Regions from separate parts of the Mus musculus genome. Here region 2 is linked to region 1. The links are chromatin contacts, found by Hi-C or POLR2A ChIA-PET in ENCODE. All regions are on one chromosome and are shown on one strand. Each heading gives the region's core, a stretch centred on a gene start or an enhancer-like site at or near the end of the contact. The rest is flanking DNA. Distances are from core to core; before and after follow the strand shown.

Region 1 (5,524 bases), core at 1,108-3,607:
CATCCCACCCACACACTGTAATCGATGAAATAAAAATTTATATTAAATTTATATTTTAAAATCTTCTTTGCTAGATGTCTTAACTTTATAGCTGGTATCCACTTTGTGAAAATTATAAATTTTAGTTCAATGGGTTACTCAATATCACTAATTAAATCCCTAAATAATAACCTATAATTTCTATGACATGCAACCGTAAACTAAGCATGCTTCATAGAATACCTCCTATAACTCCCTGCACATCATCCTAAGAGAAAATAATCATGAGCAATTAATAGATTCAGTGAGGTTAAAAGACTGGCCCATGGCTGGGGAGATGGCTCAACAGTTAAGAGTACTGACTGTTCTTCCAGAGGTCCCGAGTTCAATTCCCAGCAACCACATGGTGGCTCACAACCATCTGTAATGGGATCCAATGCCCTCCTCTTCTGGTGTGTCTGAAGACAGTTACAATATACTCACATAAAAGAAATAATTGTTAAAAAAAAAAGTGGCCTAGGATCACATATACTCTTATTTCAAAGGCGTCTGGCTTCAAAACCCCATGTTCTTAGGCACTGAAACAGTCTACAGGAGTTGATTTCAAAAGTGCAATTGTCTAAAACCTAACAGCAATTGACATTTTGGTGACATACTATATTCCATGCTACATCATTTAAAGTTTTCTAAATGTAAACTATGCTGGCAGTGAGCATTCCTTTTTTGAGACAGGGTCTCTTTATGTAAACTAGGCTTGCCTGGCCCACTGGAATAAAGAGCATGCAACACAACACCCCAGCAGTAAGCATTAACTAGAAATAATATGGAATTCAAGCATCCATCTGATACACAGAAAACATACCTTTAGTAACAAGGGCCACTGAGAAGTGTCTAATTGAGCCACTTTAGATTCTGGTTTGATAAGAAATTCTTCAGCATGTTGTATTTCCTTCAATAGAGCAGAAACATTTCTCAGCTTAATTTTGGAAGTGCATGCCTTTTAAACAAGAGGAAAGGAGGGGTGTGATTTCTGAAACCCAGGTCACTCAACTTTAGGAAGATCAAGTTGAATCCAAATATTTTAACAAAACCATGGGTCTGCTGATGGAGTAAGGCAGAGAAATTCAGGGTCAATAGCTCACCATTTAGCATGCCATGCATGTTAGAAAATTTCTCTGGGAGTTGTATGATTTCAGGTTTTTGCCCGTTCTACATAATGACCACTAAGTACTAGCATATTGATTGAGAATATTTAAAAGCACTTTCCCCCTTTAATGTGCTGTTTACTAAATTATCTCAATCAGTCGAAGCAAAGTAAATTTCTACTCACGGCAACATCATCTTCTTGTAATGGCTTCCGGTCTTTTTTCTTCTTATGCTTCTTTGGGAATGTAATTACTACAAGAAACAAACTCAATATTTGAAGATTTTGAAAACTAAAACCAAAGTTTAAAATTAACTCTAAAATCGGGACAAAGAAAACATTTTAAAGTCTGACATTACTGGAGAGAACTTACGTTTGTGAGGCCAAACACTAGGATGGCTTGGCTGGTAAATGACTCTAGCACGTGTTGGCTTCCCTTCGGGTTCTCCACGTGGCTGTGGCAAGGCCAAATATTACTTAGGGAAGCACTTGTCCACAGGCTGGAAAGTTTCACAAACGAACACTGCACTGTCCATAGGGGCTTGTGATCTCTTAAAGTTTTTCTTGTAGGTCTGAGTTACACTTGCTTCCAACTCCTCTGTTCCTTTCCTTCCTAACCCTTGCTCTGCACCTTTGCTACCCTCATTTCCATAATGTCCTGCCTAGTGCCAGCAGAAATGCTACCGCGTCTCCTTATCACGACACAGTCGCCTCCACGGCTGATGCCTTTGGGAGGGGACCCTGGTAGAATCTTTTGCACGAAGCCAGGATCTAATGAAGCCTAGTCACTGGTCACGAATGCGTGCATTCACAGGTAGAGCCAGAGCCGAGTGGTGAGACAGCCAAACTGCGAGCGGGAACACGGGGAACCGCGGGTCACGATGCAATCTCACTATAACTAGCTCCGGGTCGTGTAGGAGGCCCCACAGGTCTCATGGCACTGCCACCAGAACCTCTTACCTTCTGCATCCGCCATCTTGAACTGCACCGCGTGCGTCCCGCCCAAGCCGCCACAAACTAAGAACTGTAGACTCCTATGGTGTGAGACCCGTCCGGGCACGTCATTAGGACCCGCCCACCGTTGCACCGCCCCTAGCTTGCTGATATAAAAAAGGGACGTAGAGAAGAGGAGGAGGAGGAGGAGGACAGGACGGGGTACGGGGGCAGGAATCTCTACGAACCCGCGGACTGTCTACTCAATCCCATTGGCTGATTCGGCCACGGAGGTGTGACCGCACATGCGCCTGGAAGCTCCCCCTCACTCCTCCCCACCCCAACCCCACACTGCCAACCCTTGGCAGAGCGCCTTGGAACCTTGGCCAGGCTTCTGCAGTAACAGACTACAGCGGGTGGGCTGTACTGTACCCTCCTCCAGTCTAGCTTCAGCTTCAGCACTTGGACATCCTTCTTAGCGCGCTATAAATAGCTGGTTTTAACTCAAACAGACATTTTTTTGCTTGCTATCATGTCAGTTTCAATTGAAAAAGACATTGAGGTACACAGTGTCAAAGTGAAAGCTGTTTACTCCTTGAAATTCCTATTAAGTTATGGCTGTATTGGCCAATAGGAATTGAGTGCAAGCCTCGTGTAAACTTTTAAATTTTCTAGCAGCTACATCAAACTAAAAAGGTTGAAAGTGATTCTGGTAGTTAATTTTACATAACCCTGCGGATCTGGCATGTTATTTTAATACGGAAGCAATATGCAGCAGTGTGTAATGTTTTGCTTTTTTCTGTATGAAGTTTTTTTCCAGTGTGTTTCACACTTAACCTGTACACTTAAGTTCGAATTCCACAGCCTGGACATCAAGTGCAGAGCTCTAGTGGCTGAGATAATGTAACAGCCAGAAAGTAACAGCTCTAGGATTGAGCCCTGACTTTTGTCGGGTAGAGTCTTCTGGCTGTTAATCCGAGCTACTGCCTTTGAGATAAGATCTCTGGAATATCCTCCTTCACCCTGTTTCCTATTCTACCTCTGTAGATTCTTTTGGCTTTCTGGATTCATAACCCATATCTAGTGAATTTGATAGATCATTAGTTATCTTCATTGTAGATGGAATCATTTGCCAATAGTTTTCCAGTTAGTTGTTGCTGACAAAAAAAAAAAAAATAGTATTCTTTTTCTTCTGATCTACAATGCTAAAATCAGATTTTTTCAGTTTTTTTTTCTGTTTTTTTTTTCTTTTTTACTATGACTTACAATGGGTTTTTATGTCTTTATGGAATTCATTTTGCTAATAGTGGTAATGATCAGAATTGACTATTAACAGATAAGACCCTTAGAATTAAATGTTATTTTATAATGCTCCAGTGATAATTAATAGGGTGAGTAAATCTGAAGTACTCATTTGCCATTTGTCCAGTGCCTTCATCTTTGTCCTGTATCTCTATGCTCAAATCTTTTTGGAGAGATTTTGCTTTCGGAGAGTTCCAGAACCCGTGGATTTTTCTTCACTCTTACTTCTCTAACCATCATTATAATGTCTCTATTTCTCCAGTAGCTTCCTGAAGTCCCAACTTTTTCTACTTTCCCTAGATTGTCTTAATAAGCAGCCTGAAAGTATCATTAAACTTAGGTCCTGTTTATGCTTAAAATACTTTTTAAGGGTTGATGATAAGGTTCAACAGTGAAGTGTGAGTGAGTGAGTGAGTGAGTGAGTGAGTGAGTGATGGATGAGAGCAAAGAAAGAAAAGTTCATTCCCCTCAGACAGATTTTCTTAAGCCAAGAGTTAACCTCTGCTTTGCCCCAGGACACAATTTAAAAACCTAGAAGCTGCAGGAGAAAAAAAAATGTGTTTGAAAACAATCTTAAGAGTTTGTAAATGTGTGTCTCTGCACAGGAAAACAAAAAATCCAGTCTCTTCTCAAAGATTAGGGATTTAAGTCTCTGAAGTTTCCCTCTCCTAATTTAGGGTTGGTCAGTTTGAAGAAAGATAGAGTGGTTGATTAGCCTACTGTTTTGTAGCAAGCCCTGAACCAGCCTTGAATTTGTTGAGCTAGTTCACCAGCAGGGTCTCACAGGTGGAAGACAAAGGCTTACAGGGCTTTTGTTTTATACTGCTAGGCCTTTGTCTCAAATCAGGAGTGTGAGGAAGAAAACAAGCCATCTTGGAAATTTAACACTTTTGTTGCTAGTCATGGACCCTCATCCTATCTGTGTGCCAAGAAAAGTATCTTAACACCTGATGCTCTCTAGTTTCATCAATTTTCCTGCTAATGGCTCAATTCCATTTCATCCTTCCTTAAGGCTGAATAAAATTCTACTATATATATATATATATATATATATACATATATATATATAATCCCATATATATGGGATTAAAGGCATGTGTCACCACTGCCCAGCAATAAGCATTGATTTAAGAAAGTGTTTTAGCCTAGTTTAGTGATGAATGCCTTTAATCCAAAAGGCAGGCAGAGCTTGAGTTCAAGGCCAGACTGGTCTATAGAGCTAGTTCCAGGACAGCCAGGACTACATACAAAAATCCTGATTTGAGCGGGGCGTGGTGGCACACCCCTTTAATCCCAGCACTCGGGAGGCAGAGGCAGGCGGATTTCTGAGTTCAAGGCCAGCCTGGTCTACAAAGTGAGTTCCAGGACAGCCAGGGCTATACAGAGAAACCCTTTCTCGAAAAAAAACAAAAACCAAACAAACAAAAAAACCCAAAACCAAAAACAACAACAACAAAAAACAAACAAAAAAAGAAAACAAAACAAACTAAAACAAAAAGTATGTGTTTTGTTAGTATATTGTACTGGCTAGTACATTGTTTTATGTGTCAACTTGACACAAGCTGGAATTATCACAGAGAAAGGAGCCTCCCTTGAGGAAATGCCTCCATGAGATCCTGCTGTAAGGCATTTTCTCAATTAGTGATCAAGGGTGGGAGGACCAATTGTGGGTGGTGCCATCCCTGGGTTAGTAGTCTTTGGTTCTATAAGAAAGCAAGCTGAGCAGGCCAGTAACATCCCTCCATGGTTTCTGCATCAGCTCCTGCTTCCTGCCCTGCTTGAGTTCCAGTCCTGACTTCCTTTGGTGATGAACAGCAACATGGAAGTGTAAGCTGAATAAACCCTTTCCTCCCCAACTTGCTTTTTGGTCATGATGTCTGTGCAGGAATAGAAACTCTGACTAAGACATATATACTTTTAGATTTTGATTCCAGACTATATTTCTATACACTATTTTCACCACAATCTGGCCAGTTTCCAAAACAATATTCCCACAGTTATTTGAGAAATCATCACTGAACTTGGATGACTCCTTCTGGTACTAAATCATTTACTAGCTAGAGATGTTATCATGTATCATCACTTACTGATGCGGCAATTTCTTTTTGCTGTTAGACAAACTTCGCAGAATGCATTTACACAAGTCTACACCTAGGAAGTATAGGT
Region 2 (5,524 bases), core at 1,787-4,286, 35 kb before region 1:
CCCTATAGGGGCCATTCTTATTTAAACCACCATTAACTCTTTGTGTTTCCTCCATTGTGATATATTTATTCATGTCTTTTGACCAGTTCTTTATTGGATTGTGTTTTTCTTGTTAATTTGTAGTCCTTTTGTTGCCATGAAGTGTCTACCTCCATTACTTCTAAGATATCAATGCCAAACCAAAGTTGTAGTCTATGGAAGTTCTCCTGGAAAACCAATGAGTTTATTGAGCTTACTTACAGAGCATTGGTGACAGGTCACTGATTAAAGCAAAGCAGTTCCTCTGGAAAGCCTTTATCCCAACATGGATGATGGCTTCCCTGTAGCCACACAGATGGAGTTTCATTATGTTAACCTTCCTCAGTCTATACACTCTAGTCCCTCCCAAGACCCAGAACAATTAGAACAAAATTAGTTACAACTGATTGACAGGAATGGCTGAATAGGCAAGTGAGAGTCCTGTAGCCTCCCACATACCCTCCTTCTATAAGAGTAGGTTAACAGTCAACAAACCCAAATATGATGATCTTTTGCTAGCAGATACAGATGAATTAATGAAGATGGTGGCTGTTTGGCTAAGAGGATAGAGCTAAACAATGTCTTTATACATTCATAATAGAAACATTTCTTGCTTTTATATATTGAAATGTCATTATATTTATTGTTTTGGGTTTTTTGTTGTTGTTGTTGTTGTTGTTGTTGTTGTTGTTGTTCTTGTTCTTGTTCTTGTTTTTCGAGACAGGGTTCCTCTGTATAGCTCTGGCTGTCCTGGAACTCACTTTGTAGCCAGGCTGGCCTAGAACTCAGAAATCCGCCTGCCTCTGCCTCCCAAGTGCTGGGATTAAAGGAGTGTGCCACCACGCCAAGCTTATTGGTTTTTGTGTGTGTGTGTGTGTGTGTGTGTCTACATGTGTATGTGAAGGATACTTAGAAAGTTGTATACACTCACGTATGTATAGATTCACAAACCCCATGCATATATAGAAATGGGAGGATGACCTTATGTGTTTTTCTCTATCACTCTTCACCCTATTTTCCTTAATATAGGGTCTCTCACTGACTCTGGAGCTATGCTGGCAGCCAACAGATTCTCTTATTTCTCTTCATAGCTCTGGGGTTACGAGCATGTTTGGCCATGACCAGCTTTTTAAGTGGTTGCTGGGAATTTAAATTCAGGTCTTCATGCTTGAACAGTAAGTTATCCTAACCAGTGAGTCAGCTTCCCATTCTCTCATAGTTTGGGGATTGTTTGTTTCTGAGAAAGTGTTTGGTATAGCTCAAGTTGGATTCAAATTCACCTTGTAGCAGAAGCTGAGTTTAAACTCAAGATTCTCCAGTATCTACCACCCAAGCACTGAGATTACAGGTATGTGCCACTATGTCTAGTTCTCTTTTGTTTTAAAAAAGTTCTTTTTCTTCCCAACAACTGGAGCAGGTGCTATCCCAAAAGCTGTTGCCTGTAGGTGGGGTATACTCTTCTAGCTGGGCTGCCTTATCTGGCCTCAGTGGAAGAGGATGCACCTAGCCTCACAGAGACTTAATGTATCAGGGTGGGGGAATACTCAGGAACCCCCACCTACTCAGAGGAGAAGGGGGGATGGGAGAAAGAATGGTAGGAGGAGGTGACTGGGAGGAGACAGTGAGCAGGATACAAAGTGAATAAATACAATAATATATATGATAAAAAGAATAAAAAGACTTGATTATGTGTCATGTTATAAAAATATATAATTACATTTTCCTTAAAAATATATACTCTCCAACATCCATATATTTAAGTGGAATAAAATATTCTGATTTTTTAAAGTTCTTTTTCTTATTTACTTATTATTAGTTTTGTTTTGAGACAAGGTCTTATGTATTCTAGGTTGCCCTCAAACTTACTGAGTGACTGAGAATGACTTTGAACTTCTGATCCTATTAACTCCACCTCCAAAATGCTAAGATTATAGGCACGCACTATCATGAATAGTGTGTGCATTACTGAGAGTTGAACCCAGGGATTTTGCATGCTAGCTAAGCAGTCCGCCAACTGAGGTTCATCTTCATTGTGTATCACATAAACCAAGGTTCCAATTTCATCCTTTCCAGTTCCACTGTCAGTTAATGAAAGGCCTTATTTACTCACCTAGCTGTTTTTATTATTGAGTACCTTTGTATATGGGCACAGAGGTGTTACATAGTTGATTATTCTGTAACATTGCTCAGTGTATTCTCTTCCTCTGTACCAAGATCTCCTCCTTTGCCCTTCTCTCCTCCCCTTTTCTCTTCTCTTCTCTTTTCTTCTCCTCTCTCTCCACCTAAAAGTAATTCTTCTAGGGACGGGGGAGAGTGTAAGCTATCAATCATACAAGCTCTGAATTTTAGGACAGGATTCCCAAGGAGCCTTTAAACCCAGTAAACATTCATTTTGTTTAGAAAGTCTTTCATTAGTCTCCAGACCATTTGGAAGTTTAGGGCGTTTACTCCAATTCTTGAAGATTATTTGTTCCATTTGCTTCTGTTGATTCCTAGAAATTGTGTGGCATTAACAACAGGAGATCTGGCCTAAGGTAAATAAAACCAGTTTGCTCTTGAGGGCAGTCCCATCTTTCCTCGCTGAATAGCATATACCAATGTAAATGATGGTACCAGCAGCACACTTTTACAAGTCTAAACCTGGAAAGGTGCATTGGCCTTGGGACCAATTTAAGAGCCCCTACATTCTTCAGGGTAGCTGGTTGATTCCTGATGTCAGGAGCAATCTGGATGTAAAGTTCACTCAGCTAGTTGCAACTCGTGGTTGGTAAAAGAGCTGCAGTTGCAGTAGTTGGACATTTTGGGATCCGCTTCGGTAGTTCACAGGTCGTGCGAGTAAGAGAGAGAATGGAAGCTCCTGTCTCGGAATTTTATCTTTTCAGGGATGCTGGCTGCGCATCTCGACAGGGCCCGCAGAGGCGTGGTTAGAGCGGAGCTTTCAAGCAACGCTAAACTGCGCCTTCTCCAATCGCTAAGCACAAGGAAGGCCAAGGCGTGGGTGGGCTTAGGGGCGGGCCAGGGTGGAGAGTAGGCGGAGCGTGGGTACTGCTCTGCTTGGCCCTCCTGGCTCTCAGCGCAGCTCTTGATCCCTGCCTCCTCCGCCGCCTTAGTCTAGCTCGTCTCTGAACAGGCCGCAGTTCCCCGATTTGCGATTCCTGGGCTCAAAGCTCTGCGGCTACTGCGTCTGGTTGTCTCTGCTCCTGAGAGATGACGCTCAAGTCGAGCGAAGGCGAGGGAGGGAACAGCATGCGCACCGCACTTTCGGACCTCTACCTGGAGCACTTACTACAGAAGCGTAACCGACCTGAGGTTAGCGGGACCCCTGGGGTCCTCTGGGTTCGGGTTGGGTCTAGGATCCAGGCCTTTCCATCTGCTGCTGGATTTTTCCTATCCATGGCCTTGTTCCCAAGCGCTCTGTCCCCGGATGGCCAGATCTTGGGTGTCTTGCCCCCAGGGTGGAGGCCTTAGCACTGGGCCCGATTCCTGCTGAGATCTGGGTGTGGTGGATAGTTGCCTGGAGCAGCCCTCCTAGGTGAAAATCCCGAGAGGCAGGCCAGGACTAAATGAATACTTAAGGTCAAAGAAAACTTGCTCATGGATGGAAGTCTACTAACAGACTTGAAGAAGGAAAATAAGACTTTAAGGAACACATCCAATAGTAGATCTGCCTGGCTGTTATTGAGCGTTTGTGTTGTTTCACAGACATGGTTGTGAAAACCAACTTCGTGCTCTAAAAAGCTCACACATTTCCCTCTGCATTTCATTTCAGGGGGTCTCCTTGTGCTATGCTGTAAACTAAGGTAGCATTCATATTCCAGTGTTAGACAGTAAATAGTTATTAATCTAATATGTCAGGCCTCCAGAGGTGGTTGTGATTAGATTCTATGTAACATGTCTCCCCCTCCCCATTCACCTACGGACCCTGCTCCCTCTGCTCCCCAGTCCCTTCTCCTGGGAGATTTATGATGCTGCTTGTGATACAGCGAAGATGGCTTTGTGATAGGAAGGTACAGCTATTAAACAACATACATTACTTACACAAAATGTTCAAAGATGATACTAGATGAAACTGAGGAAATAAATCCAAAAACCTTTACAGGAATGGTAGCTATTATGTGTTTTGATCACTTTTTTTTTTTTGATAAAGGGAAAAAAAGAAAAAGTGAAGAATTAATACGAGAAAAAAATCCATATTATGACAGTTGTATTCTGGTTCCTCAATTCTGGAGCTCTGTTTCCTTTTCCCTATCTCTGGTGTCATTTCCCCTCCCCAAGCTAGTTTTGGAAGTATGGTTATTTAATCTTGCCTTTCTATGCTCCACACCCAAAGTCCTCTTTTAGTAACACTGACAGAGCAACTCACTGCTTAGGGGAAGAAACTGTGCACCAATTAAATGTCAGCAAATTTTATCTCTCTTGCTGGCAAGTAGGAGGACATTTTGCTTTTTTTGTTTATCTGTTTGTTTCTTGCTTTGAGACGCTGTCTCACACTAGCTCAGGTTACCTTGTAGCTTACTCAGTTGCCCCAACTGGCCTTGAATTCCTTGCAATTCTCCTGCCTCAGCCTCCTGAGTTTATAGGCACTATATGGGCTAACATGTCAGACTTCAGGACATTTTTAGTGTCACAACTAGATGGATTTATTTTTTACAGCAAGAAATTATCAGACCTCCCTCCAAAGTGTCATGACTGCTGAAGGAAACATCTATTCCTGATGTTCTAGTTCAGTGTCTTATTTAAGGTGAGCAAATAAAGTGCAAAGAACAAAACTTAATGTGATAAAAATTCTAATCTACTTAAGCCACTGTGGCCACAATAAAACCAAATTCCTATCTGTAAGGTATCTAGGTCTTTCTGGTTTTGAAAAATAAAATCATAGATATCCTAGAAGTGAAGGACAGAATATGAAGAAGACTAACAGACTATACTAGGTACTGAGAAAACTGGGGCAAAGACTAAATAATTTGAAAATAGTACTTTTTGTTTTTTTAGTTTAAATTCTCTGAAAACACAGACCTTGAATGGAAATATCCTCTTCAAATGATACAGCCAAACCTAAGAAGGAGTCTTTTTCTCTGGTAGAATGATAATCAGGAGCAGACTCACTGACCATGCTCCCTACTGATTCAACCAAGACTTGTTTTCTGCTATTGTACATGGCATTGAACCTTGGTGTCTCTGCACAGGCTGTCCTGTTTGCCCTTTAACTCCTAGATTCTACAAAGTGCAGGCTTCAGCAATGCTGGCCACTCCACAGTGCTTCACCCCCTACACCTCCTTCAGAGGAAACATCTGCAGCACAGTTCAAAGGGCAGAGACAGTTTCTCAAAGGAAGTTGAAATAAAAAAATAGATTGAAAAAATTGGCAGGGGTGGGGGCAGGGGTAGTGGGGGTGAATAGAGCAGGGGCAACTATAGTTGACTTTCTCATTTAAACCAATTGGCTTCAGAACAAAATGACAGTGAACTACTGAGCACAGGAATGAACAAACATTTGTTCAGCCTAC

Evidence for each region. A loop is a pair of places that touch in the nucleus more often than their neighbours do. ChIA-PET counts read pairs that join two places held with the same protein, here RNA polymerase II (POLR2A).
Region 2: a loop to region 1 is called in a map of left cerebral cortex, with 4 times the contacts of the local background. The contact joins the promoter of Mpp1 here to the promoter of Dkc1 in region 1. A Hi-C loop is called at or near these places in 3 of 37 maps with a recorded cell type or tissue (heart and left cerebral cortex). POLR2A ChIA-PET finds 5 or more read pairs at or near these places in 4 of 5 experiments (Patski and embryonic stem cell).

The regions. Positions count from the first base shown.
Region 1 is chrX:75,092,687-75,098,210 of GRCm38, reverse strand. It overlaps Dkc1 (dyskeratosis congenita 1, dyskerin), which reads right to left and starts at 2,357. Exons shown (of 15, transcript NM_001030307.2): 1 at 2,084-2,357; 2 at 1,310-1,377; 3 at 842-928. The coding sequence starts at 2,099.
Region 2 is chrX:75,128,528-75,134,051 of GRCm38, reverse strand. Mpp1 (membrane protein, palmitoylated) reads left to right here and starts at 3,036. Exons shown (of 12, transcript NM_008621.3): 1 at 3,036-3,327. The coding sequence starts at 3,226.